2 separate regions of the Homo sapiens genome follow, and region 2 is linked to region 1. Evidence: chromatin loops called from intact Hi-C (ENCODE). Cell type or tissue: HCT116. All regions are shown on one strand. Each heading gives the region's core, and the rest is flanking DNA. Links, peaks and the distances in the headings are about the cores only.

Region 1 (12,275 bases), core at 2,514-10,513:
CAGAATATCTGATCTGGCTTTTGGGTCTAAGACTTCCTAGCATAGTGACCTCGGGCAAGTCATCTACATTGTCTGGGTTTCACTTTCTTCATCTGTAAGGTGGAGATAATAATACTACCTACTTCGTGGTGTTACTATGGAGAATAAATGATTTAATACCCATATCACACTAAGAAGGATGCCTGGCACTTAGCAAAACTCAGTATTCTTACTTCCTTAGCCTAGGTTCCCTGGAAAACTGAGGCAGAGCTCATGTGATAACCCTTAATAAGGGGAAGGAGGTAGGTGAAATCCCAGGAAACAAGAATGAGGTGGAAAGGAAGGGAAACAAGGAGGGAGAGAAAGGTCCAAAATCACGTGATAATGGGATGGCCACAGCTTCACAAGAAAACTCTGCTGGTTGTTCATTCCACAAGTCCTCTCCAGAGAGGCCACACAGAACTACTGCATCTAAGAACAATCCCTTAGGAAGGAAAAGACGGCAGTATATCTCCTGCCTCCTTTGCATCTCCCATTTCTAATGGTCATAGTTCACCTCACAGAGCCCTACTTCTTGGTCCTTCTGAGTACTGTGACCATGCTTCTCTGAGAAGCCAGGGCCCTTACATGTCTGCTCAGTAAGACCCAGCCCCAGGGAGCTTCCTGGGGAAAGTGGCTAAGGCTGCAGGGAGGGGGCGACAGAGTGGCCAAATGGATCTGGACATCACATTCGCTGGGTCGGCTATTACTATTGCTGTTGTTCTCTGAGAGCTGTTATTTTCAAACATGTACATTTATCCTGATTCACCCTTTTCTGCCAACCAAGTTGCAAAGCTGTTATATACCTGGTCTTGAACAGAGATTTTTCTCCTATTTCTCTCCAATCACGGGAACACTAGATCAAAGCTTCCTTCACTAAATTGAATTTCAATTCCCTGAAAGGACCATAGTGAATGTATGAGAAGAAATGGATTCGTAGCCAAGAAGCAGATGTGCGGTCAAGATTAATAGGAGATTTTCACTCTGAAACTAAAGATAGAATGCCTTCCACACTGGCCCTCTATGCATTGTGCTTCAGAACTAAGCAGGAGCTAGAGAAGAGGTCTACCAAGGAGAATTTAGGCTGCCTTCAACTCCACAACCTCAGCACTGACCAATAGGCTCTCAACATAAGAACCAAGAAGAATCTTGATTTCTCAAAGAACTAACAATAGATCTATCATTCTATCTAGAAATTTCACTACTAGGTACCTACTTAAAAGAAAAGAAGTCATTGCTTATTGTAGGACAATTCACAATTGCAATGATATGGAATCAACCTAAGTGCCCATCAACTGATGAGAGAATAAAGAACATGGTGTGTGTGTGTGTGTGTGTACACACGTGTGTGCACACACGTGTGTGCATCATGGAATACTACTCAGCCATAAAAAAAGAAATAACTCTTTTGCAGCAACTTGGATGGAACTGGCGGCCATTATTCTAAGTGAAGTAACTTAGGAATGGGAAGCTAAATACCACATGTTCTTACTTATAAGTGGGAGCTAAGCTATGAGTATGCAAAGGCATACAGAGTGGTATGATAGACATTGGATACTCACAAGGGGAGGGGGTGAAGAGGGGTGAGGGATGAAAAACTACCTGTTAGGTACAATATACACTACTCAGGTGATGGGTACACTAAAATCCCAGAATTCACCACTATACAATTCATCCAGGTTACCAAAAATAATTTGTAATCTTAAAGCTATTGAACTTTAAAAATAATAATAATCTGTCTTAGCCAGAGGCAGAAAGGTTCTTGCTAGTGGACAGTGCTGTAGGTTGAGTTGTGTGGATGCAGACTGTGAGGAGAGCACGGTATGCAAGGTGTCCATTAGGAATCAACAATTAGGAGAGAAAGGGGAGCAGGCAGGCCTGGGCAGGGGGAAGAGGAGTGCCATGTGGCAGGGAATTCTCAGCGAGTAGTGTCTGACAAAGTTTCCTCATGTTGGGCACAATGGCCAATATAAGGCACTTATATGCTCACTTTGCCCAGCCACCAAACATAGGCTGTCTCCAAAAGGACGACGTCACCTCAGATGAGGCCATTCCTTCCACAGAGGTAGATGCTGAGGACCTGAGAATGGGAAGATGCGTGCACCACATCTGGGCAGGATCCCTGAGGGGATCCGAGTGACACACCCCCAAGTCTTCCACAGTCTACCCCTTTGCCACTTGGATCCATTTCTCCACGTACGTTCGGGGAGTAACCCCTCCAGAATTTTGGTGGGTCATCGTTCCAGAGGGGAAACTTAGGACAGGGAAGCTGCTGGGACAAGCCACAGCCTGTTAGTCCTGGAGCTGTAATTGATGCTGTTCGTCTCCACCCTTCACAACCATGTCTAGGTCACCCTTACCCTCAGCTAGCACCTCTCTGCTGGCCACAATGGCTTATCTAGCAAACTGACTCTAATCCAAGAGGAGGGGCCTGGGCCTCTGCTCACCATGTCATTCCTGGGGCTGGGGTGCTGGGCCTGTCCATTTACAGTCACAGTTAGACAAGGCAGTACCAAGAAACGCCCACTGGCATTGTTCCCTGACCCCATTGGGTTAGACAGCTCTACCCACTCCTGATGATGCCAAGCTGTGACTCCTCTTCTTGTCCGTTGATCCAAAAACACAACATTCCCAAAATGCCAACAGCCATGGCTTATACTTCCGTGGAAATCTGGCTGTGTTCCCTGGTGAGTGTAACCTTTAGAGGGACCAGGAGCTCTAACTCTGCAGGGCCCAGAGTTGTGCTGTATTCCCCAGAGGGCCATTAGGGATGTCCTAGTGGGATCATCCCTGCTTCATACCCTTGGTTCCTGGACTCATGTGTTTGTCTTCTATTGAGGATAAAGTTCCATGTAAAGGTTTTCAGTTCAGTGAGTGTACTGCGTCTTTGAGGACAGCACCCCATCCTTGCATGATATTGCCCCCAAACTCGTGATCTATTGATGCTGTTAGCAAGCCCCAGTGCCCTATGAGTTCAGCAGAACCTGGGTAGTGTGGCGTGAGCTGCGTCTGATGGATCCCATGGTCATGGCACCACTCCCATACCTCCATTACTTTAAACTGGGCTCCCTGCTCTGGCACAATGATATGTGGGATTCAGAATTAGCAAATTAAACCCTCCATATGCTCTGTAATAGCACTGCTGGCTGAGACCTGAGAGTCAGAAAGGCAAACCCATGTCTAAAATGTGTGTCTACTTCTCTGGAAATAAAACCTGGGCTCTGTCAGGAAGGAAAGGGCCTAATGTAGCCAACTTGCCTTCAAGTGTCCAGTTGGTCTCCTTGAGGTATCATGCCATTTTGGAGTCTCCGCATTAGTCTCTGTTGCTGGCAGGTTGAACATAGCAGTAGCAGAAGTCGGTCCCGGTGAGTGAGAGCCCATGTTGTTGGACCCAGGCAGGACCTCCACCTCTGCCACCATGGCCATGTCATTCAGACACTAATGGCTAATGTCAACTCCCTGGCTTCTTTTGTTTTGACGGTTTTTGAGTGTCCTTTCCCTGGAGGATGATATCTGGTGGTCATTAAGGAATGACATGAAGATCTTCAACATGGCGCCTTGAACATGCCCATCCACATGCCGCTACCTTAGACCTCCTAGTCCCCAGTCTTTCAATCTCTGTCACTTCAGGCCCCTGACCAGTCAGCCTGGATCCCAAGTGTTACTATCAAGACCTTGTCTATTGCATAACAGACCTGCCTTTGTTGGGTGGTTAACCAGGCAACTGAAGCTCAGTGACTTTGCTTGATATGTCCTAGGCTTAGCGCACAGCTTTCTCAGCCCACCTGAGTGTTCGAGTTTCTTTGTCCGCAACCAAAGACACCCTCTGGCTTTCACACCAGGCTTTCAATTGCTTGTTACTCACCACTGGTTAGTTTCACTCTGTAGTGCGTCAATAACCCTCGTTTTCCTTATACTATTTTCTCCATATTTTTCAAATGCCTGATATATCATGCCCATTAGTGCCTTTCCTCGTGCCAGTACACCACCAGTGAGTTTTAAGTACTGGACCCCCACTTTGTGCTAGAAGCTTACTATTGCTCACCTACATCTGATGAAGGAGTCCTCTGGCCAATCAGAAAGTGATCCAGCTACAAAGCCGCATTTCAGGCCATATCTTAGTACTATCGTAGGTTAGCACCTTCAGAGGTTCAGTTGTCTACACCAGACGCTGAGATGGAGTGGGGCATAACATAATATACAATCAGGGACCAATGCTGCCAGAAACAAGGGCAGAGAAATCATTGTGAAGAGGGAGAAGCTCAACTGTGAAGTTGACCTGAATAAGCCTCAGCCAGCCAGCTGGGGCTCTGGAGTAACCACTGCCCATCAGCGTTGTCGCCTGTCAAGCTGAGGAGGCTGGACCTCTGAACCTCCACCCAGCTCGGTCACCAGATGTGAGCTGCAGTTGAGACAAACCCTGAAGGGGCTGACTGCTGAGGGGACACCCCTCAGCTGGGCAGCCAGTTCCATGGCCTTGAGCACTTCCCCATATCTGCCACACTCGCAAAGTACTGCACCCACATTCCAGTCTCAACGTCAACAGCTTCCGAGCTCAAAGGGACCTTCCGGGGCATCTCTGTTTCCTCTGCCCCTCCTTGTCCCAGGAGGGTGACTAGTTAAGGTCTGTCTGGAATCCAGGGCTCCTGATCACAAGTCTCTCATTAGCAGTCCTTTGCGTTCTCTGGTGTCTCTTTCTCAAATATTCTTCTCACCTTCAGGCATGAATTTGTAGTGTATGACATCTGTATACTTTATGAATATTTCACTTTGTAGGTAACCTCCCTCAGGCTTCAAGCAAAATGCCATGTGCCCTGCAGGTCTTCATTTAGATAATAATTAACTAAAAGGGAGAGAAGTGAGGACCTGCTGTGAGCCCCAGAAATAGTTCTCTTCTCTCTGTTTCTCTCTCCCTCCCTCCCCCTCTCTCTCTTTCTCTCTCTCTCTCACACACACACACATAATTAAACATGCAAACACCAGTCAGTCCAGCTGGCCATTGATGAGCACCACCCCGCTGCAGTGCTAATGCTAGTAGTGGCTTCTGTTCATTCACTAAGTGTTTCTGGAGCTACTAGCAGGTGCTGTTCTAGGTACTCTGTGCAGATACCTGTGGGTCACATGGCACAGTGCGGGCCTCGTGGAGTTTGTGGTCTCTAGGGGAAGGCAAGCAAGCAGAGGCAATTGCAAGGACTTGTGACAACAGTCCTGGCAGAAACATGCTCTGGGACTGCAGCGACACAAAGGAGGAGATAACATGGACCTGTGGGGATAGGGCTCGGCTCAAGCTGAGGGGTGAAGTAAACAGGGCCCATTCAGGCAAGGAGGGAGAGAAAGTCCCTTCCGGGGCTGCAGCCACATGGCAACGTGACCTGAGGGAGCTGCAGCGACCAGGTGGGGTGGGCGCAGCCTCCAGAGATGAGGGTCCTGCCAGGGACAGCATGCTCTCAGGAAAGGTCTGCTAAGGCTTGTGAGGGGTCTTTGACGGCTTTAAACAGGTGAAGAACTTGAGCCTATGGTGTACTGGGTAGATGAGCTTGGCCATGGTGTGGATGGAATATGAGTTTCAGGACTGGACAGAGGAAGATAAGTGGAGCCCCTTGCCACGCTATAGGCAGGAATGGGAGGGTTTGGTTTAAACAGCAGCGCTGGAAACAGAAAGCATGACAGGAAGAGAGCTGGGAGGGAGTGAAATCCATCAAACATGAAGGTAAAGATGGAGGGAGAGAGAGAGGGAGGACTTGAGGATCTGCGGTTTCTACTCTGGACAAGATGAGGTACAGCAGGAGAACAAGTTTGGGGCTAAGACTTGGGGTCCAGTTTTGCACACACTGAGTTGGAACTGCCTGTGTACAATTAGGTGAAGATGTCCAGTAAGCAATGGTATATATGGGTTTGAAGCTTGGGTATAATGTCTGTGTTGGAAATACAGACTTGGGAGCAGCAGATATGTTGATGCGGCCGTTTATGTAATAGCTACTTCCTTCTAAATGCTGTGACCACACCTGTCCTGGTACATTTTGTTGCTGGAGGGAGAGGTAGCAAGCAGCAGGTCAGCATGCTGAGAGTTAGGTACAGAAGCTGCCTAGATTTTGAAACTAGAAGGAAAAGTCCAGAAAATGCAAAGGAAGGTAAAACCTACCATTCAGAACAGCTTCCAAATCAAATCCCTCCCTCGGCCCTTCAATAAAGAGGAAATAGAGAACAAAGAATGGCAAACAGAGAGTTTTTAAATAAATCATAATTAGTAACACACATATGGGCTCCGTGTGGGTGAGCAGTTAGACAGCTAATTATACTGAAGCAGCAAGCTCATGAAGCCAGAGAGTCTCACCCCAAATGTGGGGCTTCCAGCTACTGCCGAGATGCCTGGAGGGACCAGCGCTGCCAGTGGAGCTCATCCAGACCTGCGATAGTTGATCAAGGTGGAGAGAGAGAGAGAGAGAGAATAACGTGAATCCACATACTGAAAATTTTTAAGCACCTGCAAGAGCAATTGGGCTTCTGGGCTAACTGTAGGAGAAATGGATTCTCTTAATCAAGTACCACCCTTTAAAATTGCTGCCCTCCAGCTAATGGCTTCACCAGCTACCCCAGGACCCTTGGGGCTGGATTTGTGCATAACACGGGCTCCATCTAGCGATCGACGCTGGAAGCACTTGTGGTGTCTCGCCCTGTGGCTCTTGGGGGTTCTGTCCCAGTGATACAAGACTGGAATGTTCCGGCATGGGAAAGCCTGTGTGTGGTTAGAGGACTGATTCTTCCTCTAACAGTGTGCTGAACTACAGGTAGAAAACGAATATTCATTAACAGAAGAATTGTAGAAATAGGCCAGGCATAGGAAACCGTTGTGAATTTTCTTGTTTCTCTTCTGCAATTTATTTTGCACGGTGCTTTTTGTCTTCCACAGCCTCGGGCTCTGTTCAGGATTAGCAGCTTCAATTGTGGTTTTTCTATCCTTTTTAGTCCCTTTCTCTCACATACATGAAGAACAAAGGCTTCTTCAAAACTGCCAATATCAACTTGGAAACATCAGTGATCAAGAAACCCTGGAAGAGGCAAGAGAGTGGCAGTGAGGCCCAAGTTCCCTCCAGAAGCCTTGCTTGCCCCTGCAGTCTTTCGCTGTTGCACCTTCTTTGTTTTCTTCCTCTGCAGTTCACTTTATACACACACACACACACACACACACACCGCTCCTAACCAAGGACACGCTGGGAAATAAGTGTAGACAAGGGCCAAGAAAAAAAGATTACAGGGCTAATGTGGTCAATGCTTGGGTGGGAGGAAGAAATTGAGGGCATACCTTTTTATTGTTTGTGAAGAAAGGAATTCGGGCCGAGTGCTGAGGACAAAGGGCCACGGTAAGAGGAAATAGAGAGCAAAGAGCATTTCTCTGCAGAGAAAGCAGCAATTTGGAGTGTTGTGAGGTCTTGAGAAGAAGGGGACTGTTGGCAGGTCTCGGGGCTGGCAGCTATCCAGCAAAGCCTTGAGGCAACCTCATCCCATAGATGATCACTCTAAAGCACAGAACAAGTTGGTTGTGAATCCTGCTGATGGTAGACCCCCCACTGCAACATCCACTATGAAATCAGAGGAGGGAATGAAACAGGAAAAGAAGAGCTGAGAGGAATCTCTTTCCCTCCCAGGCACATTGGATGGCAAAAGCTCACAGATACAAGGTATCCCTGTCGTGCCTGCCTCTGACACAGACCACATCCCTTGAGAAGAGAACTCAAAATTCAAACATTCTATTTCTTTTGCACATACACGCAGAAACAAGGTTGTTGCCAACACTTCCAAATGGAAAATGGTAGTCTGAATACAAAGGGAAAGCAGACTGTTTCCCTCTACGAAATCATCTCTATGAAATCAGAAATAAAACTGCAATAGAAGCACGAAAAGCTTGAGCAAAAACCTTCCCTGGGCATAAAAATGAGTTGAACTGAGCAAAATCATAAATGCAAACCTTCCACACCACTTTTGTTTGCCATAGGGGATAATGCACCAGCATAGAATTTAATGCCAAATTAAATGTCCCATCCACCTCTTCCAGCAACATCGCTGTAAAAGGAGAAAACAAATCAAGGTTGCAGCTACTCTTGCTGAAGGATATTGGCTGATGGAACATAAATAAGTATATAGTAACCATTTAATCTGGGCATGGGAGGCCTTGGGCCCAGAAGGGTCAGAGAGAATAAAGGGGTAATTATCACAAGGAGCGTACCTTAGAGGTAAGGGAGTCCATCAAATTTATTTTGTTCTGGCAACTCAAATGGCATTTTCCCTTTCTAGGCAGAGCTTTAGAACTTCCCAGACATTGCCCAATATAACTGGAACACTATTGATTATCATCAGAACACCTGGAGAGGAGGACGGGAGTAGGGAGGGGCATTTCTATAGCAGGGACTTAGTATCAAATAACATATGCTGTCTCCTGCTTGCTTCCTCAAGTTTCACCACAATAGTAAGGAGAAATGTGAATAGGAAAAATCATCCCGGGTTTGAATTCAGATCTGAATTCAAGCCTGGCTCCCGCCTTTCCCAGCCCCACAGGTCGAGGCAAGTCACTTGTGACACCCCGACCTCAGCATTTTTATACGTGCAGGGTCAGACTAGGACAAGATGTTTTCGAAAATTTCTTTCCGCTCTGTTTTTTGATGTAGAAACACTTGCAGAAGGTAAGGGAAGGAATGACTCTAAATGGAAGGGCACTGAAGACCAACGCTCGCAACGTCAGGAGAAATCAGTATTCACTTTCACTTATTTGCAGTTCCATGTGAAGAACTATCATCTTTATCTTTAGTTAAAAAAAAAAAAACCGCCATTTACCTCTAGTGAAAATGCAGACGGTTGCCTCATTTTGTAACCGCATTCCTAGAAATCTCATACTAAAATGCATTTTATGAACCAAGTAGAATTTTCCCTGTAGGAAGATTGCTAATTCGGAATTGAGTTCCATATCAAGAATGTGGCATCAAATAAATTATAGACATCACTAACAATTTAAGGGGAGAAATATAACTATAAACTTCTATAATCATTTAAAATAGTAAAGGTGTGTTCCAACTCACATAAAATGGGCATGAGTATATTGTACATGTTGATTATACCGAGAGACCCCAATGTGCTATCAAGTGTACATAGAATGCATAAAATTCTAACATTAGTGTACCATAAACAGCCTAAAACCAGCCTACTAGCTATAATAAATTTAATTAAACATTAAATGAACAGTAATTTGGTTTTCCTTCTTAGACTTCAGAAGGGCTTCTTGAGGCTAATTTGACTACCTTGGATCTCCAATAAACAACAACAAAAATCAGCTGAAGTGAATGTGTTTCTTCTCCTTTTGATAATTTCTGGTAACAATCTGGGGGATTTGGGCTACTTCAAAAACTGGAACCATCTTAAAGTAAGAGAGTAGATGCCAATACACATTTAGTAATATAATGTGTTTTGGAAGATCATGATGATAACATTTTCCCCCAAATAAACATTTTTTAAGCAAAAGCTTATCTCTGCGTCACCCTTTCTTGTCTTCTCCCTTGGTTTAAAAGTTGGACTTTGTATTGGACCAAATAAAGGCCAACCAATAAGAGAACAGTAAGTGCTAATTAAATCACTCCCTGTGACACACTGTTGACAGCTATTAGAGACCTTCACACCTTATCAGAAAGCTGGAAAATAATGACAAGTCATTAGAATAGGCTTTAAAAATAATTTTAAAACATTTCTCTCAGGCAAAAGACAGTTATAGGAATGCATATTGACAGTCCACAACTTTGATGAAAAAAAATAATTTCTTTGTTTTATACTTTACAGCTTAAAACTATTGGGTAATTTGATGATCATAGCTATCCTGTTAAACAAATATGTCAAGCACCATAATTTCTTATTTTGTGATTGAAGAAATGAGATCTTAGCTAGCTTAAGGGATTTCTTTAGGGGTATGAAGCTAGAGAAAGGTATTAAGAACTGAGGCATTATTTTAGAAGCATGGAGAGGTGGTGTCCACAGTATTTTATAAATACGAGTCCATTAATCATAAAATAATCACAATAATGAAAAGTAACTGAAGGGTACCACTTCATATAGGTGTTCTCTTCACAATATTCAGTTAATTTAAAACCACCCCTTGGCCCATGGCTGTCCACTCTCTGCAGGGACCCTTCAAGGCAGGGATAATTATCACACAAGGCAGAACACTACATTTTTTGAAAAACTGTTTCAGTGGTTAAAAAATCTTTCTTCATTTAACCTAATTTTGCTTTCTAGAATCTCAAAGGATGTGCCCAATCCTTCTTTCACACAACATTTCAAATATTCGAAGATCGCTTTCATGTTTCCCCACTCGTAAGGCATGGCTTCCAGACTTTCTGTCCTCCTTTTGGCCATTCTTTGATTTATCTACGCCACTTTTAAAACCAGGTGCCCAGAAATGACCATCAAACTTCAAGAGCTCTTTGACCAGTATATAGTGAACTGGAATTTCTATTAATATAGCTTTCTGTGTTCTGGACTGAAATTTCTATTAATATAGCTTAAGATAGCAGCAATTTTTGGCAGACACATCATGAAGTTGGCTCTTGCATCCAACTAAAATCTCTATTTTTTCCACATAATCAGCTATTGAGTCAGTTCTCTCATATCATAATTATAATAGGTTGTGACATCCGCAAATATGAGAGGCATATCTTTATGTATTCAGTGTTTCTCAACAAGAGTGCTAATGAAATTTTAGACAGGAAAATTCTTTGTTGTGTGGGACTGTCCCTCATATTGCAGGATGGAATTAAATATTAATGAACAACATCTGATTGACATTGTGACAATGGAAAATCATACTACACACCTCTAAAATGCCCTTAGAAAAGAGATTCCACCGCAGTTGAGAATCTTTATCAAATTATCCATTGAAAAGGTTGCAATTAAAGAACAAAGCCCTCTATCATGCCTGTATAGACTTCCTTTAACTTTGACATCTACTTATGTAAAACACCCTATGGATATAATTTTCATTCAGCTGCTCATCTGCCTCAACGTACAGTAATAGAGCCATATTCCTCCTTTTTATTCACAAAGACAAGATGGAAACATTGGAAATTTTCACATTCAAAAAAATAGTAGAGAAAGTTAGCATAGGCTAAACATGACAATAGTTGATTATAGTTGTGGGAGCTAGTGTCCAAAGTCGGCTTCCCAATGAGCTGTGCCACCTGCTACTCATGACCTCGTAGTCTCCTGTCATTGGATACTGGCTGGCTGTGTGACTTGCTGGAACTTATAAAATGCAGTATAAGTGATGTTCCAAAGCTAGGCCAGAAGGAGCCTTGAAGTTTCTTACTTGCTCTCTTGAAACACTATCTCTGAGAGCTCTTAACAGCCATCCAAGAAATCAGACTACCCTGAGCTGCCGTTCTGTTGAGCCCCCAATGGGTACTCCCAGCCGAGCCTAACCTTTTAGTCATGGTTAACAAGGTGCCAGTCATGAATGAGGACATCTTTTACTTTCCGGACTAGTCAAATACTGCTGAGTGACTTTACTTAACGCCACATGGAGCAAAAGAATTGCTAGGAGAAGCCTTCCCATAATCCTGACCCACAAAATTTTAAGACATAATAAAATTTGACAGAAGAGCTTGTGTTCTTTCCTCCCTAAAATTCATATTCTGCAGTAAACTCGGCATTCATTTATTCACTCATTCATCACGCATTTATTAAACTCCTATTGTGTTCCAGCACTTCGATATTGGGAATAAAATGGATGATAAATAATCCACTATCTCTCAACTCAGGGACATCACACTAGAGTGTAGGAGACTCATAAACCAATAATTACAATAAAATGTAGAGTAGCACAATGTGCACTCTAGTAGCACACTAGAGTGTAGCACAATGGAGATGAGTTGGAGCACTATGAAAGCCTAGAGAAAGACCTAAAGTTGGAGTCAAGGGATGTCAGGGGAGGTCTTTTGGAAGTTAAGGGTCATAGAAGGCAAAATAGAGTTATCCAGGCAAAAAAAAAAAATTGAATAGAAAGGATTTTTCAGGAAGAGAAAACAGCAAGTGGTGACAAAGAATTTTGAAAACACAATGCATTAGAAGTTTAGCATAGCTAAAATCCAGAGCACAAGGAAGAAATTAATAGTTATGATGGAGGTTGATATGGAAGTACAATAGAAACGGAAGCTAAAATAGTCTCCAAAATGGCCCTACCCACAGTGATCCTGGTATTCAGACAGTGGTGTGGTCCCCTC
Region 2 (12,275 bases), core at 2,784-10,783, 140 kb after region 1:
ACCCTGAAGTTGAAGGTATAAGTAAGTTACATGAAGAAGTGGCCCAAATGCCTATAGTTTCTCTCCTGCCACAGTGCCTTCTCTCTCCCAGCCTGTACTTATGGCCTCATGGGGAGTTACCCATAATCAGTTGATGGAGGAAGAGAAAACTCAGGCTTGGTTTACAGGCGATTCTGCCTGATACACAAGCACCATGCAGAATGGACAACTGCAGTACTAGAGCCCGTTTCTGAGACACCCCTGAAAATAGTGGTGAGGGGAAATCTTTCCATGGAGCAGAATTCAAGCTGTGCACGTAGTTGTTCATTTTGCTTGGAAGGTGTATTAATCAGAGTTTTCCAGAAAGACGGAACCAACAAGATATATATATAGAGTTGACACCCAAAATTAACCATCACAGAAGGAAAGTATCCAGACATGATTGTACATGAATAGGATAAAATCCATATGTATTCACACATATATATGTACGTATTACATATATACCCATATATGTGAGGGGCTTTATTTGGGGAACTGGCTCATGTGATTATGGAAACTGAGAAGTTTCATGAGAATTCATCTGCAAGCTGGAGACCCTGGGACTCTGAGAGCATGCCTCAATCCAAGTCCAAGAACCTCAGAACACAGGAAAGCCCATGGTGTAACTCTCAGTCCTAACAGAATGAAGGCCTGAGAACCTGGGAGGTGAGGGGTGCTGGTGTAAGTCCTAGAGTTCAAAGTCCAGAGAGCCTGGAGTTCTGATGTCCAAGGACAGGAGAAGAAAAGTGCACCCCAGCTCTAGCAGAGAGAAGAAACCACCGATTTGTTCTATTGGAGCCCCCAGCTGATTGGATGGTACCAGTCACATCGAGAGAGGACCTTCCCCACTCAGCTCATCGACTCATGTGCCAGTCTTCTCTGAGAACACCACCATGCACACACCCAGAAATCATGCATTACCAGTTCTCTACATAGTCCTTCATCCAGTCAAGTTGACAACCAAAATTAACCATCCCAGAAGGAAAGTGGCCAGTCGTGCAATTATATACCAACTCATGGGCTGTGGCCAATGGTGAGGCTAGATGGTCAGGGGCTTGGCTGGACCATGATTGGAAAGTTGGTGACAAAGAGGTGTGGGAAGAGGCGTGAAAAAGTGGGCTTCTTCAAAATTAAGAACTTTTGTTCTTCAAAAGATAATGTAAAGCAAGCCACAGGCTGGGAGAAGGTACTGGTAAAGCACTTGCATCTATAATATAAAAAGAACTTTTTCAACTCAGTAGTAATTTTAAAAATTCAATAAAAACAGGCAGAAGATTATAACACACATTTCATCAAAAATATATATACAGGTATCAATAAGCACATTGTAAGATGTTCAGCATTGTTATTCATTAGAATAATGCAAATAAAAACACAATTGCATATTAGAATGTTTAAAATAAAAAAGACCATATAAAAAAAGCCCCATACCAAGTGTGTGAAAGGCTGTGGAGTAACTGGGACCCTCATATACTCCTGGAGGGAATATAAAATGGTATAATTACTTTAGAAAACAGGTTATCAGCCTCTTAAATAGTTCAACATATGCCTATCACACAACCCTATCATATTACTGATAGGTACAGGTGAAGTATCCCTTATTCAAAATGCTTGAGACCAGAAGTGCTTCGGATTTTGAATTTTTTTGAATGTTTGAATATTTGCATATACATAATAAGAAATCTTTGGAGTAGGACTCAAATCTAAATACAAAATTCATTTATGTTTCATATACACCTTATACACATAGCCTAAAGTAATTTTACACAATATTTTCAATAATTATAAACAAAAACAAAATTTTGACTGTGTTATGACTAAGACCTGTCACGTGAGGTCACATATGGAATTTTCCACTTGTGGCATCATGTCAGTGCTTTGAAAGTTTTGGATTTGGGAGTATTTCAGATTTTGAATTTTTGGGTTAGGAATGCTTAACCTCTATTTTCCCAAGAGTAATGAAAGGACATCTCCAAAGGCTTGCACAGAAATGCTCACACCAGCTTTATTTGTAATAAACAAAAACAAAAAAGTGAGACAATATTCATCAACAGGTAAAGAATAAACTCATTATCATACATCCATACTATGGAATACTACTCAGCTATAAAAATATAAACTACTGATTCATACGACAACGTGGATGCACCTCAAAATAATTATGCATGCTGAGTGAGAGAAGTCAGACACGAAAAGGTACATTATATGTGATTTCATTTATGTAAAATTCTGGAAAAGACAAACTAGTCTAAAGTGACAGGAAGCAAATCAGTGGTTGCTTGGGAAAGGGGGCAGGGTGATGCTGGGAGAGCAGGAGGAAAGTTGAAGATGATGGATGTGTTAGTTACCTTTATTGTGGTGATGGTTTCATTGGCATATATTTATGTCAAAACTTATCAAAGTGTGCACTTTAAGTATTTGCAATTTATCTTATGTCAATTATACTTCAATAGAGCTGTTAAAATATTTAAATATAAGAAAATAACTGAACCGGGGAAACGCTTCTGATGTTTCCCATTCAGAATAATATTTTGAGGTAAGGAAATGCCTTCCTATAATTGTTACTTGAAATCATGAACGAATATTGAATATTGTCAAACGTTTCTACCACATCTACTGAGACAACGTGTAGATTTTCTCATTTAATGTAGGGGCTGATGATTACAGAGTTTTTTTGTTTTGTGGTTTTTGAGAGAGTCTCTCTCTGTCGCCCAGGCTGGAGCGCAGTGGCGTGATCTCGGCTCACTGCAGCCTCTGCCTCCTGGGTTCAAGCCATTCTCCCACCTCAGCCTCCCAAGCAGTTGGGATTACAGGCACCAGCCACCACACCTGACTAATTTTTATATTTTTGGTTGAGACGGGGTTTCACCATGTTCCCCAGCCTGGTCTCAAACTCCTGAGCTAAAGCCATCTGCCTGCCTCGGCCTCCTAAAGTGCTGGGATTACCGGAGTGAGTCACCATGCCTGGCCAATTACAGAGTTTTTAATGTTAAACCACCCTTGTGTTATCTTTTTTTTTTTTTTTTTTTTTTTTGAGACGGAGTCTCGTTCTGTCTCCCAGGCTGGAGTGCAGTGGCGCGATCTCGGCTCCCTGCAAGCTCCGCCTCCCGGGTTCACGCCATTCTCCTGCCTCGGCCTCCCGAGTAGCTGGGACTACAGGCGCCCGCCACCGCGCCCGGCTAATTTTTTGTATTTTTAGTAGAGACGGGGTTTCACCTAAGTACCCTGCTGGATTTAGTTGGCTAATATTTTGTTTAAGAAATGTTCGCATCTAGCTGGATGTGGTGGCTCACACATGTAATCCCAGCACTTCCGGAGGCTGAGGTGGGAGAATCGTTTGAGGCCAGGAGTTTGAGGCCAGCCTGGACAACATGGCGAGATCCCCTTCATCTCTACAAAAAAATTTAAAAATTAGTCCCTGGACATGGTGGTTTGTGCCTGTAGCCCCAGCTACTGAGGAGGTTGGGGTGGGAGGATCCCTTGAGCCTAGGAGGATGAGGAGGCAGCAGCGAGCTGAGATCGCGCCACCGCAATACAGCCTAGGTGACAGAGTAAGATTCTGTTTCAAAAAAAAAAAGAAAAAAAGAAAAGAAAAGAAAAAAGAAAGAAATGTTTACATTTAAAAGTTGATGAGAGAGGTTAACCCATACATTTTCTTTCTTTCTCTGTCTTGTCTAGTCTTGATTTCAAGGTTACACTATATTCGTGAGTTGCAAAGTATGTACTTTTAAGAAATCTTAAGGAGTTTATATAAGATTATATAAATTTGGAATGACCTATTCTATTTGGAATAGGTTGGGAGAATTGGCCTATAAAATTATCTGGTATTTGCTTTGAGAGAAACCTTAAAATGTTACTTAATTTCTCAATAGGCGTAGATTTATTCAAACATCCTATTTCTTCTTAGATTATTTTGTAATTTATATTTTTCTAAAACTTTTTCCATTTTGTTTTAGAGTTTAAATTTGCCGTCATTAAGTTATTCCTTTAATTCTACTGCATACATAATTATGTCTCCTTTATCAGGCTCCATATTATTTACTATTTATCTCTTTTTCATTCTCAATCAATTTACTTAAATTTTTTTCTTTTTTACTGGTCTTTTAAAACAATAAACTTTTGGCCTTTTGATCTACTTTATATTATTGATGCTTCCTGAATCTACGTTTTCATCCAGTTTTAGAACACTATCTGCCAAAATCTCTATAAATTTTTATCCTCCTCCATTCTCTTTATTATCTTCCTGGAACTCTTGATCATATAAATATTAGAATTTTTATTTTAGCATTCATTTCTCTTCATTTTTCTTTCATATATTCAGTTCCCTAGTTCTCTATGCTATAGCCTAAATAATTTCTTTCAACAAATACTGTAGGTCATTAATTTTTTCTTTGGCTATATATAATCAACTATTTAACACATACATTAAGTATTTTATTTCAGTAGTCCTATTTTTCATTTATAAAAGTTTCATTTGGCTATGTTTTGAAACTGTATGGGCATCTTTGACAATCTGTTATTGTTAGAACATACTTGTATTTCATTCATTTTGAGCTCATACATGGATCTTCTATCTTAAGCAGCAGACAATATTCATATCCACAGTCCTTGTGTTCTCAATCTGTTGTTTATTTTTTCTGATTCTCACTCATGTTAGCCTTCCTTCTCATAATTGATGGTCTTGGATTTAGAGTTCATAGTACTCTATATTAAATGTGTGCTTATTTCATGGTCTTACCATGAGAATATTTTCTTCCAGAATGGATTTCTTTTGTGTCTTCCAGAAGCTTGGAAATGCCACTGACCTGGAACTTCTTCAAACCTCTTCAAGGATTGTGGCTCCAAGTGGAGTCAGGGGCTCAGTTTCACCTCCTCCTGCTGGAACAAGGCTCAGAACCTGAATTACAGATCTGATAAGGACGTCTGTCCCTGGGGCCACCCTGCTCCTTTCATCTGCTCTCCACTGACAGTTCTATCCTCATCTCAGAGTTGTTTTCTGTTTCGTTTTGCTCTTATTTAATAGTTTTGTTTTTAGAGTGGGATGGGATAGTGTACCTTGGACTTCTCACCTATTTTGTGTCCTCATTTGAGCCCATTAACTCATCAATAACTGTTTCCTATTCAGTGTCTGGTTGTTCTGCAGAGGGAAGGGCTATTCGAGCATTTAGTATTGTATGCAGCCAGATGAGGAAGTTAAGCCTGGATCTCCTTAACTTGTAGTTCAGTGCTGTTTCCACTTTTGAATGAAATGAAAAAAAATATTGGGAACTATCAAGATTATTATCTTCCTTTTTAGTATCCTCATAATCAAAATATGACCATTCACATAACCCACAGATAGAAAAGAGGTAGTATGAACTGAACCCTGTCCCTTCAAAACTCATATGTTGAAGCCATAGCCCTCAGTATACCTCAGAATGTGGCTCTATTTGGAGATAGGCATGTAAAGAGGTAATTAGGATTAAATAAGGTCTTATGGGTGAGCCCTAATCGAATATGACTGTATCCCTATAAGAAGAGGAAGAGTCACCAGGGATGCGTGTGCACAGAGGGAAGACGCTGAAGAGGTGGCCTTCTGCTAGGCAAGAAGGGAGGCCTCAGGAGAAACCAAATCTGCCAACACCTTGATCTTAGACTTCCAGCCTCCAGAACTGTGAGAAATAAATTTCTGTTGTTTAAACCACCCAGCATGTAGTAGTTTGTTCTGAGCCGTAGCAAACAAGTATGGGAGCTTACTCAGTATTTCTCATGTCTCCCTTATTCCTAGTACGACCTGTTACTCTTGTCTTTTTTTTTTAACCTTTTTTTATTATTTATTTATTTATTTATTTATGTTTGAGACGGACTCTCACTCTGTCGCTATGCTGGAGTGCAGTGGCACGATCTCAGCTCACTGCAACTTCTGCCTCCCAGGTTCAAGCAATTCTCCTGCCTCAGCTTCCCGAGTAGCTGGGACTACAGGCGCGCCACCACACCCAGCTAATTTTTGTATTTTTAGTAGAGACGGGGTTTCACCATGTTGGCCAGGATGGTCTCGATCTCTTGACTTGGTGATCCACCCGCCTCGGCCTCCCAAAGTGCTGGGATTACAGGCGTGAGCCACCGCGCCGGGCCTGTTACTCTTGTCTTTATGGGAAATTCAACCCACCCTTTAAGGCCAGCTCAAAAGTCATCTCTTCTGTGCAACTGTTCCTAATTTTCTGCCTTCCCATATTTTGACATATTTTGATTATAGCACTTTTTACATTGTGTCAATATCCATCTCTTGCATTAGACTGTGAATTCTTTAAGAAGATAAACTATATAAAGACCATGTTTGAATTCCCAATATCTGGCTTAATCCTCGTGGGGTGAATGGATAGACATGGGACTGACAAATGAATAAGTAAGATGCAGTTTCTCCTTAAGATGCCATACTTTCTGCTGCCCTCTGGTGGCTATTTTGCTCCATCACCGCGCCTAAGGCAGGATGTGGAGATGCTCCTGCCAATATCCTAGTTCTTCATGGATGCTTTTAGATGATTCTTTCCCAAATTACACACAATTTCCTTCTTTTCTTTTGGTATCACCATACTTTCTTTACTCCTTGTATTACTCTGTTCTCATATTGCTATAAAGAACTACCTTAGACTGGGTAATTTAAGAAGAAAAGAGATTTAATTGACTCACAGTTCGGCATGGCTGGGGAGGCCTCAGGGAACTTAAAATCATGGCAGAAGGCAAAGGGGAAGGAAGCATATCTTCATAAGACAGCAGGAGAGAGAGAGTAAAGGGGGAGGCACTACACACTTTTAAACAACCAGATCCCACGAGAACTCTATCACGAAACAGCGCTAGGGTGACGGTGCTAACTCATTAGAAACCACCCCCATGATCCAATCACCTCCCACCAGGCCCCACCTCCAAAACTCAGGATCACAGTGCTACATGAGATTTGGGTGGGGACACAGAGCCAAACCATATCACTCCTCGTATTACATCACCTTCCAACTTCCTGGTCATTCTTCTCACTTACTGAGAACATTTGTACCAAGATCCTAGTCCTCTCTACCCTAACATTAGTGACTTCCTTGACCATGTAGATCATCCTTCTCCAAAACATAGACTCAAAATGTCTCCTTCAACCCTAGCCCTAGGTTATCCAGACCCTATTTCAGAAACTCATCTGGCCACACCCAGACTTTATTACCACAAAAACATTTTCATCTTTAGGCATGTAGCCTCTGTAGTAGGTCACATAATGCCCCCTTCCACCAAAATATGTTCACATCTGGACCCCCAGAACCTGTGGGTATGTTGTTTTACTTGGTAAAAGAAACAAAAGATAAGACTAAGTTAAGGGTCTTGAGATGGGAAGTTTCTCCTAGATAACTGCGGAGGCTCAAAGTAATCACAGGGCCATTTTAAGAAGAAGGCAGACCATCCTGGCCAACATGGTGAAACCCCATCTCTACTAAAAATGCAAAAATTAGCTGGGTGTGGTGGCACACGCCTGTAATCCCAGCTACTTGGGAGGCTGAGGCAGGAGAATCACTTGAACCCAGGAGGTGGAGGTTGCAGTGAGCCGAGATCGCCCCACTGCACTCCAGCCTGGTGACAGAGAGAGACTCCATCAAAAAAAAAAAAAAAAGGCAGGAGGGTCAAGGTGGGAGAAAGAGATGTGACCACAGAAGCAGAGGTTGGAGCATGTGGTGCCATAAGCCAAAGATCACAGGCAGCCTGTAGAAGCTGGAAAGGACAAAAAAGAGATTTTCCCTTAGAGCCTCCAACAGGAACAAGCCCTCTCAATCCATCTTAGACTCCTGACTTTCAGAAATGTAAGAGAATAAACATGTTTGCTGCAAGCTGCTAAGTTGATGGTCATTTGGTAGAGCAGCCATAAGAACAAACACAGGCTCTGATGGACCAATCTTGAGCCACAGGTCTTTTTCTTCTGGCTCTTACTCACTTGCTCCCAGTACAGCTCATCCTCTCCTCACAGCTGTTTGTCTCTCTCCTGGCTTCGTTTTCCTTCCCAGATACCTAGACTCCATGATTTTCCACTGTAACCACTCTCTTCCCAGGATGTGAAGGTCCTAATCTTTTCTCCTTTCACTTCATCTACCTTGATACCTCCTGCTTGCTTCTCTTTTATACCGAGGATACTTGATATGGCTTGGCTGGTTCCCCACCCAAATCTCATCTTGAATTCCCCCATGTTGTGGGAAGGACCCAGTGGGAGGCAATTGAATCATGGAGGTAAGTTTTTTTCCATGCTGTTCTCATGATAGTGAATAAGTCTCACAAGATCTGATGGTTTTATAAAGAAGAGTTCCCCTCCACAAGTTCATTTCTCTTTTTGCCTGCTGCCATCCATGGAAGACATGCTCTTCCTTGCCTTCCACCATGATTGTGAGGCTTCCCCAGCCACACGGAACTGTAAGTCCAATTAAACCTCTTTCTTCTGTAAATTGCCCAGTCTCAGGCATGTCTTTATTAGCAGCATGAAAAGGAACTAATACAGTAAATTGTTACCAGTAGAGTGGGGCTGCAGAAAAGATACCTGAAAATGTGGAAGCAGCTTTGGGACTGGGTAACTGGCAGAGGCTGGAACAGTTTGGAGGGCTCAGAAGAAGGCAGGGAAATGTGGAAAAGTTTGGAACTCCCTAGAGACTTGTAGAAAGGCTTTGGCCAAAATGCTGACAATGATATGGACAATGAAATCCAGACTGAGGTGGTCTCAGATGGAGATGAGGAACTTATTGGGAACTGGAGCAAAGGTGACTCTTGTTAAGTTTTAGTAAAGAGACTGGTGACATTTTGTCCCCGTTCTAGAGATTTTGGAACTTTGAACTTGAGAGAGATGATTTAGGATATCCGGCAGAAAAAAATTTCTAAGTAGCAAAGCGTTCAAGAAGTGATTTGGGTGCTGTTAAAAGCATTCAGTTTTATAAGGGAAGCATAGCATAAAAGTTTGGAAGATGTGCAGCCTGACAATGCAATAGAAAAGAAAATCCCATTTTCTGAGGAGAAATTCAAGCCCGCTGCAGAAATTTGCATAAGAAACGAGCAGCTGAATGTTAATCCCCAAGACAATGTGGAAAATGTCTCCAGGGCATGTCAGAGATCTTTCTTTGCGGCAGCCCATCCCATCACAGGCCTAGAGGTCTAGAAGGAAAATAGAGTTTCATAGGCCGGGTCCAGGGTCCTGGTGCTGTGTGTAGTCTAGGGACTTGGTGCCCTGCATCCCAGCTGCTCCAGCCATGGCTGAAAGGGCCCAACGTAGAGTTTAGGCTGTGGCTTCAGAGGGTGCAAGCCTCAAGGCTTGGCAGCTTCCACATGATGTTGAGCCTGTGGGTGCACAAAAGTCAAGAACTATGGTTTGGAAAACTCCATCTAGATTTCAAAGGATGTATGGAAATGCCTAGATGCCCGGGCAGAAGTTTGCTTCAGCAGCTTGGCCCTCATGAAGAACCTCTGCTGGTCAGTGAGGAAGGGAAATGTGGGGTGAAAGCCCCCACACAGAGTCCCTACTTGGGCACCACCTAGTGGATCTGTGAGAGGAGGGCCACTGTCCTCCAGACTGCAGAATGATAGATTGACCAACAGCTTGCACCATTCACCTTGAAAAGCCAGACACTCAATGCCAGCTCGTGAAAGTAGCTGGGAGAGAGGCTCTACCCTGCAAAGCCACAGGAGTGGAGCTGCCCAAGACCATGGGAACCCACTTTTTGAATCAATTTTGGAGTGTTAAGATTTGACTGCCCCACTGGATTTCGGACTTTCATGGGGCCTGCAGCCCCTTTGTTTTGGCCATTTATCCCATTTGAAATGGCTGTATTTACCCAATACCTGTACCCCCATAGTATCTAGGAAGTAACTAACTTGCTTTCGATTTTGGAAGCTCATGGGCAGAAGGGACTTGCCTTGTCTTGGATGAGACTTTGGACTGTGGAATTCTGAGATAATGCTGAAATGAGTTAAGACTTTGAGGGACTGTTGGGAAGGAATGATTGGTTTTGAAATGTGAGGATATGAAATTTGGGAGGGGCCAGGGGTGGAATGATATGGTTTGGTTCTGTGTCTCCACCCAAATCTCATCGTGAATTGTAACTCCCACAATTCCAATGTGTCATGGGAGGAACCCGGTAGGGGATAATTCAATCATGGGGGCAAGTCTTTCCCATTGTTCTCATGATAGTGAAGAAGTCTCATGAGACTGATGGTTTTATAAAGAAGAGTTCTCCCACACAAGTTCATTTCTCTTTTTGCCTGCTGCCATTCACGGAAGATGTGACTTGCTCCTCCTTGCCTTCTGCCATAATTGTGAGTCTTCTCCAGCCATGTGGAACTGCAAGTCCAATTAAGCCTCTTTCTTTTGTAAATTGCCCAGGCTCCGGTGTGTCTTTATCAGCAGCATGAAAATGGACTAATACAATACTAAACACCTCCAGAGAAAATAACTCAACCATATGTATTGGTGCCACTACAAAAAGGTCCCTCAGCCCCACCTTCTCTCTTTTTTTTTTTTTTTAGACGGAGTCTCGCACTGTTGCCCGGGCTACTGGAGTGCAATGGCACAATCTCGGATCACTGCAATCTCCACCTCCTGGATTCACGCGATTCTCCTGCCTCAGCCCTCCGAGTAGCTGGGATTACAGGAGCACACCATCACACCTGGCTAATTTTTTTGTATTTTTAGTAAAGACGGGGTTTCACTATGTTAGCCATACTGGTCTTGAACTCCTGATCTCGTGATCTGCCTGCCTCAGCTTCCCAAAGTGCTAGGATTACAGGCATGAGCCACTGCGCCCAGCCCCCACTTCATCTTTTTACCTGACCTTCGATAGCTCCCTTTCTATATCCCACAGCAATAATTCCATACCATCGCCTCTTCTCACTCACTTGCCCCATCACTGAGCTTCTCTTTAGGAAGCCTCCTGGTCTTCTATTTTGAGAGAAAATTCAAGTGGGGTGCGGGCTGGCTCTGGCAGGGCCTATGTCACGGGCCCCCCTGCTCTCATGGTCTCTGCCTGTTTCTTATGAGCAGGCCTCTGCCTGAAAGACCTTCCTTCTGTTTGCCCCTTGCTCTCGCTACCCAACATTTCCTAAAATACACTCAATTCTTTTTCATTTCCCAACTTAAGGGAAAACTGTCTATGAGCCACCCCCCTCCACAGCTGACCACCCGCTTTGTGTTTCGATTTTATTGTATGCACTTCTATTACAACACATCAGAACACATCACATTACACACGTGATCATGTTTCATTACGTTTATATATTTATGTGTCTCTCCTTTAACTAGACTGAGAGTCCCTTGAGGAGAATTATTGTATCTTATTTGTCTTGTTTTCTCCAACACTCTAGCACTATGCCTTTAATGTTTTGAGAAATAGGGAAAAGGAAAGAAGGAAGGACGTCTCCAGATGGTGAGTGGTGTGGCCAAGTCTCCCCACCCCACATACACACACCAGGGCACATCAGTCCTGACTCTCACCTCCTCCCAGTGATTAATCTGTTTGGAGACCAGGGTCTGCCCAGACCCCCAGGCAGGAGCTCACACCCGTCCAAATGACAAGTGCACGGGCATGTCCATCAAACCCGCTTCAGAATCAGGAAGGCACTCTTGGCTACCTTGATGCTCCAGACCATCTGGTCAGGTGGCATAGCGCCCACTTGCAAGGTCACTTCCTTACTGCCCTGAACACTCCAGATTATGCTGCCAAGTAAACTTTCTCTTTGAACTGCCACAGGAAGTCTTCAGCACCGTCGGTAGTCCCTTCATCATTCACATTTCTGTTTTAGCTCCCAACTAGGTGGCAGGGACTTTTCTCCAGAGCATTGTTGCCATTTTCTAAGTGCTCCTGAGGACATTAGAATGGTCTGGGAAGGTAGAGGGGCAGAGCCCACTTCTCGGGTTCCTTTTCTGCGGGAAGGCAGGCAGCAGTGAAAAGGTATGGACCGTGAAACCGTGGATTCACATTCTGCCATCTCACGGGAGTGCCCAGTCTGCTTAGTGGACACTGATCCTAAATCAAACCATTTGCTTTAGAAGTGATGAATCGTAAACTACGGGTCACATCTAAATGATGGCTTCTTTCGTATTCAAAGGAAGTCTCTGCCCCAACAGCAGCAATGGACGAGACAGGAAGCTGCAACGCACTTCTTGTTGGCAGAGTTTTGGGTTGGGATTTGTTTGAAGATTCCTTTAAACATCTAGGGAGTAGTCCATGATGATGAAAGACTGCTCACAGCACAGAGAAGGTGGACGA

What was found. Hi-C counts contacts between places; a loop is a spot of excess contacts. Peaks named below come from ENCODE experiments on the same cell type or tissue, not always from the same donor. Only the 100,000 strongest peaks of a DNase experiment are listed, where the experiment ranks them.
Region 2: a loop joins it to region 1, with 9 times the contacts of the local background. A loop is called at or near these places in 5 of 110 quality-filtered maps.

The regions. Positions count from the first base shown.
Region 1 is chr11:131,058,949-131,071,223 of GRCh38, reverse strand. No RefSeq gene overlaps it. Among named protein-coding and RNA genes, the nearest start is that of SNX19, 150 kb to the right of the region's middle. In HCT116, for the core only: a CTCF peak has its summit at 6,658 (motif pointing left); a DNase peak (open chromatin) is centred at 6,653.
Region 2 is chr11:130,917,663-130,929,937 of GRCh38, reverse strand. No RefSeq gene overlaps it. Among named protein-coding and RNA genes, the nearest start is that of SNX19, 7.3 kb to the right of the region's middle. In HCT116, for the core only: CTCF peaks have their summits at 6,465 (motif pointing left) and 9,519 (motif pointing left); a DNase peak (open chromatin) is centred at 6,447.